2 separate regions of the Homo sapiens genome follow, and region 2 is linked to region 1. A link is an interaction called in ENCODE POLR2A ChIA-PET data of the cell type or tissue named here. Cell type or tissue: GM12878. All regions are shown on one strand. Each heading gives the region's core, and the rest is flanking DNA. Links, peaks and the distances in the headings are about the cores only.

The links. ChIA-PET counts read pairs that join two places held together with the same protein. Peaks named below come from ENCODE experiments on the same cell type or tissue, not always from the same donor. Only the 100,000 strongest peaks of a DNase experiment are listed, where the experiment ranks them.
Region 2: POLR2A ChIA-PET joins it to region 1 with 5 read pairs; 2 of 35 experiments call an interaction of 5 or more read pairs at or near these places.

The regions. Positions count from the first base shown.
Region 1 is chr9:22,521,641-22,524,560 of GRCh38, reverse strand. No RefSeq gene overlaps it. Among named protein-coding and RNA genes, the nearest start is that of DMRTA1, 76 kb to the right of the region's middle. In GM12878, for the core only: no CTCF peak of the experiment used is centred there; no DNase peak of the experiment used is centred there.
Region 2 is chr9:21,094,731-21,097,650 of GRCh38, reverse strand. No RefSeq gene overlaps it. Among named protein-coding and RNA genes, the nearest start is that of IFNB1, 18 kb to the right of the region's middle. RefSeq lists enhancers at 867-1,161, 1,059-1,328. In GM12878, for the core only: no CTCF peak of the experiment used is centred there; DNase peaks (open chromatin) are centred at 869 and 1,120; H3K4me3 peaks cover 786 bases; H3K27ac peaks cover 314 bases.

The sequences.
Region 1 (2,920 bases), core at 301-2,800:
AGGACTCTAAATTTATACTTATTCTTTTTATCCATGAAAATGTATGATACACTTCGCTAAATGAATTATAGAAGTATAAATAGTCCATGTCAAATGATTTATCTCCAATATAATAACTCTATCAAAGAAAGATTTGGGGTAACTCTGCTTCATTTGCTTAGTGACCATGCAGTGATCCCTAGTGACTATCACTTCCTATCACTAGCCAGGATTCTAAGATTAGAGAAATCTTTTCAGTTATATTATTTAGTCTTGTGATGAAACTGTAATGGCACTGGGCTGGGCATGGTAGCTCAGGTCCGTAGTCCCAGCACTTTGGGAGGCCAAGGCGGGCAAATCATGTGAGGCCAGGAGTTCGAGACCACCCTGGCCAACATGGTGAAACCCAAGCCCTGAATTTACTAAAACTACAAAAATTAGCAGGGTGTGGTGGCCCACGCCTGTAACCCCAGCTACTTGGGAGGCTGAGGCACAAAAATCGCTTCAAATCAAGAGGCAGAGGTTGCAGTCAGCCAAGATCACGCCACTGCACTCCAGCCTCGGTGACAGAGTGAGACTCTGTCTCACAATAAAAAAAAAAAAAAGAAAAAAAAAAAGAAATTGTAATGACACTAAAAGATGATATGCCAGTAAATAATCTTCACCTTTTTAAAACAGTAAAATCTATTCTTTAATTAAGCTTAAAAATATATGTAATATATGAATAAAATATATGTGTAGATATATATGTATATATACATAAAAACTTTTTTAAAGTAGAATTTTTCGATTGAAATTAGAGTTAGGGGTGCAGTACCAGAGTCTCACTGGTTTGAAGCTCCAGATCCCTGCATCTGTCCATCAGGCTTCCCCATAGAATCCCTCACAAGTCTCAAAAAAAGTTTAAAAAGCACTGCTTTAAGCCATTTTTAGCCATTTTACCAACATGTGAATTAGTTTGTAAGTCAATTATCTAAGAAAGAGCTAGATGTGAGCAGTGCCTTTTAAAAAGTACATTTTGATAAGACAGAGGAAAGGGGATATAGGCAGAAAATGAAAACAAAGATTATGGCCAACCTCTCCAGTTCTTCAAGGGAATGGCAAGGTAAAACTCCTCTGAATTTTCTGACTGACTGACAAAAATGACCAGCAAGCCAACATATCCCTTCAGATTTTAACCACGGACTTGCTTCATACATGATAGGAAGAGGCTTTATACAATTACAAGGCAAATGTGTAATGCAAATTTTCACATGAACACTAGAACAAACACTTCTACAATAACTATAAATGAATTGGAATTGTTTGCCTGTAACGTAAAGTGGAAGATAAAGTGAGAAATAATTATGTACATTTGAAATTCAAACATAATCCTTTATAACAGTTACATAACTATTTTATTTGATAGACATTTATTGGAACTTGTGCCAGGCACCCAATTAGGAACTTTGAAAAAGGTAGCTAACTTCATTAGGCAGGGCACAACCTAGTGAGATACACATGAGGAAGCCAAAACTCAGAGCAGCCAAGTTTCTTATCCAAGTTTACAAACTAGTAAAAAGTACAATCAGAATTTAAACCCAAATAAGACCTGGTCCTAATTCGTAAGAAGCTCCCTCTCTAATCAAAGAGATAATTATGTAAATAATCAGTTGCATAGATTATCGATTCATACTGACAGCTCTCCTACTTTAAACAGGTCTTTCATCACCACGCTTGAGAGAAGCATGGAAAACAGAAGAAAGAGCAGGCATCAACCAGGAAAATCTACTCACACACTTAGGAGAGGCAGGTGACAGTTGCCATCCTATAAAGAAAACAGCAAGTACATTTCCCTCACGTTCTATGTGTTTGAAGTACTGTCACCTAATAGGCAGCTGTACTGAAGTACGCTTACAACATCTGGTTTTAAAATAACTTGCCAGAGAACGAATTTCAAGATTCTACTCTTAAACATCTCCAAGGCTCTTGCTAATGCTGTGGTCCTGGAAATGCTAAAGAGCTATTAAATCATGTTTATGTCAATGGCAGCTCTTAAAGCCTTGGTTAATTTTTTTCATGGCAGCAAAGGGAAAGAAACAGGAACAGAATTTGGCATCAGTACATCACTAGCTTCCTTACCGTGCCAACAAGCCTGACTTGAAGCATTTGTAAAGGTTTTCAGCTGCTGCAGACCACCTCCTTATACTCAGCAGATGGTTTGAGCAGCAGTCGAAGCAACAGAGGCCGTTTTAGGCTTCAGGAAATGTAGCAGGTGTTGTGGATTCCAAAAGAAAATTATGCCCAACTTTGCCTTTTATTGTTTTCTTCTCCCTTGATGTGTGAGATATTTCCTACCCATCTCTTGCTTCTGTCTGCACTTAACATGATGGTAGAAATGTCAATGAACTGGTGAAAAGGTTAGAAATATGATTGCATAGCATTAAAGAACACTTCTGAGTATCTTATGCAAAATGCTGACAGAATTCTGTATGTAACCGTATTTTCCACTTAAGAGCTTATAGTATTTCCTCCTGTGAATGCACAAGTTCACATTCCTATAATATAGAGTTTGACTTAGGAGTAATCTCACAGAATTTGAGACCAAAGGTGTTTTAATGAATAGGTACAAGACAGTTTGGGAAAGTAGTTTTAGAGAAATTAGAGATAGAATTAAATTTAAAAAACTAGTATTTAAGGCTCTTGAATTACAGCCTCTTCTCTGTGTGTCATTGTGCTCAAACAAGAGAAATTGTTTGATACCCCTTTCTCCTGATTTTCCTCCTTTTCTGGCCACTCCCCGCTGTGGTCCTCATTTTTCTGTCCCTCATTAATTTTCATATTATGTGGGGTTCTACTCTTGGGTCCCAATGTTTGGTGTACTATGATTTTCTCTGTTAATGTCATATGGATCTCTGGCTTAAACTAATATGCTAATGATGGCCAGGATAGTCTTTTGTTC
Region 2 (2,920 bases), core at 125-2,624, 1.4 Mb after region 1:
AAGCATATATTGCAGCATTATATTTATTCAATAAACAATACTTAACTTTTTACCATTGGCTACTGTGCTAATGACTGGGGAGACAAAGTTCAGATTTAAAACACGAATCTTCTGGAAAAGAGAGGATAAAACAAAACATCGATTACCGAACAGAATGATGAGTGTTCCGCAAGTGCTGAATTTGCAAAGAGCCATAGGCTCAGAACAGGGCGTAAAATGGAGAGACATCCACAAGTAACTAGCATTTTAGAACTGATGGAAGGATGCAAATGACATTGAAAATTTTGGAAAAGGGGAGAAAGGACAGAGATGTGCAAGTCATTTGAAAGCAAGAGCTAAAGCAAAGAGTTGGCAGAATTGCACATTTTCTAAAAATAAGAAATAAGTGAAAAATGAGAGCTAGGAATAAGACCAAGTTTTCTTCCCTCCAGGGGTCCAGAGTGAGAGATGGGAAAGGCCAACCAGGCCTTGAATGTTCCTACTAGAACTCAAGGAGCAAAATGCTATTTTGGGATGTCATAACGGGGAAAGGAAACAGACCTCTCGTTGCCCAGTTCCCTTATCTGTAAAATTAAGATAACCACAGTCCTACCTCATAAAACTGTGGTGAGGATTAATTGTTTAATTTATATAACATGCTCAGAATGATGCCTGGCACTTAAATAAGGCTGCTTACATGTGAGCTCTCCTATTTGAAACTGATTAGAGGATTATTCCCTAATGTTCTAGGTCTGCAGGAAGGTGAGGTAATTTCAAAAGAACTAGCCAGGAACTTTTTAATGCCAGCTCAACTACTCACAAGGGAGAGGCAGAAAGAGCCATTCACTTGGTGACTGAGCCAATCATTTCGCAGCAAATATCCCAGGATGTAGACAGAAGCACTGCTACCTGGCACACACACCAGCTGTCTACAATGGCACACTTTACCTCTTGGTTCTCTCTACCTTTCGAGGAGCTAAATGTTTTCACTAAAATAACAGAGGCATCTTCCAGGCAGCCAGAAGAATCTTCTGCTTTGTGAAGATAAGCAGCACTTGCCTCAGGCAAGCACCAGGGCAAAGGGGAATACCCGCTCCATTCTTCAATTCCAATTCGACAATTCACATTTAGTTTCCTTTTCACTTGTTGCATCACCCTCATTGTTATTTTTGCACCACCTGGTTCATCGTACAGCCCCTGATGATGAAATAAAAATGTAATTGGTTGTAAGTTTTAATGATGTACAGGGTTTTGGTTTCACTTTGTAGAAGCACCAGAAACTGCTTCCAAGATAGGAAGCACCCACAGAAAAACCAAAAATAGACATGTCCACGTGTTTGTGAAGGGAATGGAGCTGGTGCTTATTCAGCAGCTGCTGTAAGTGTGTTGTCTGTGTATTCTCTTCTTAACCCTAGGCCTGGCTGCATTTACCCCTGAGTATGGTTGTGAGGATTAAATAACATACAGCTCAGAGAAATGCCTGGTATCCAAAGGGAAAAGTAAACCCAGGCTGGAGGGTGACTGAAGACTGTATTGGATAGGGCCAATGTGGAGCTTCTAGCAGAGGGAGTCCAGGTAGCACCTGGTAAGAAATGTTGGGTGGGCAGCTGTAGGGGCCAGGGGAAAATTAGCCCTTTGACCTCTGAAGCTTCACTGAAAAATCATCTGACAAAAGGCAGATTAATAGGCAAAAAGCCATACAAATTAATTGTATAGTAGTTTCATGTGACATGGGAGCCTTCAGAATGAAAGCCCAAAGATACCATTTTTATGCTTAGGTTAATGAAGAATTGGACAGCTATGTAGAAAAATGACTGGACAAAAAGGGCATGATCTAATGCTAATAGACTGAGTGAGGAAGCCTAGCAAGGCCTGTCTGTCTAGATTCTTCTGGGTTTGTTTGTGCAACATTCCTTACTCTGGGAATGGGGCAGGGCCCTCTCTGAATGGAGTTATATTCTACCATCAGATAAGGCAGGTCACATAATTTCCTTATGGTCAGCTTTTACACAGAAAGGCAAGGAGGAGGTTGAAGTAATATGTTTAGGTTTTATGGCTGGCTTTGGGGAAGGGAATTCTGGTTTCTATGGCCTGCCTTGGGAAGAGGGATTCTAGAGAGATTCTAGAGAATAAGGGGCCACAGAGAGAAGGGCAGGAGAAAGTCAGAGAAAGTTTTGCTTCTGAGGCTGCTTCTGTGGCCGTCATTTTGGGGGATTGTTTCCTGAGCCTCAGCACAGCCCTTGTGCGTCCCTGGGCCATCAATCCATTGATGAGACCATTCCAACTGTGGCTGGCGGTGAAGACTGTAGGACCCTCTGGTTGTGTTTGCATAAGGCAGAAGTTGTCATTAGTGTGGGAAAAAAAAGTAGTGCCTTTTCTCACCTATTGCTAGGTTCATGGTTAATACCCCTATAATAAAAGAAGATTAACAAGAGAAAACCATAACTAATTTTTTAAACTAATTTTCATGGGAGACAAGAGGCTTTAGAAATGAAGATCCAAAGACCCAGAGAAACTGTCTATTTTTATGCTTAGGTTTAATGAAAAATGGACAGTCATGTAAAAGCATATTGGACACAAAGGGGATATGAAGTATTGTTAATAAACTGAGGGGGGACTTAGGAAGGCCTGCTGTTCAGATTATTCTTGGTGTCCCTGTGTCTTTATTCCTTTCCTCCAGAAGCAGGGAAGGACACCTGTCACATGGGGGTCTTACGACATACTTTCAGGGGAGATAGGACAGATAATTATCTTATGACCAGCTTTCACAAAGAAAGGTGAGACAAAGTCAGTGAATGACCTTCTTGATTCTGCAGTTTTCTCAATGTCCAAGGTGCCGTTATTTTAATATCATGTCAGGAATCCCGACATTAACAAGACAGGCAGAGCCCCCGTGAAGTGGCCTAGTCTCTCCTGGATTCTTAGGTGACAGAACGGAAAC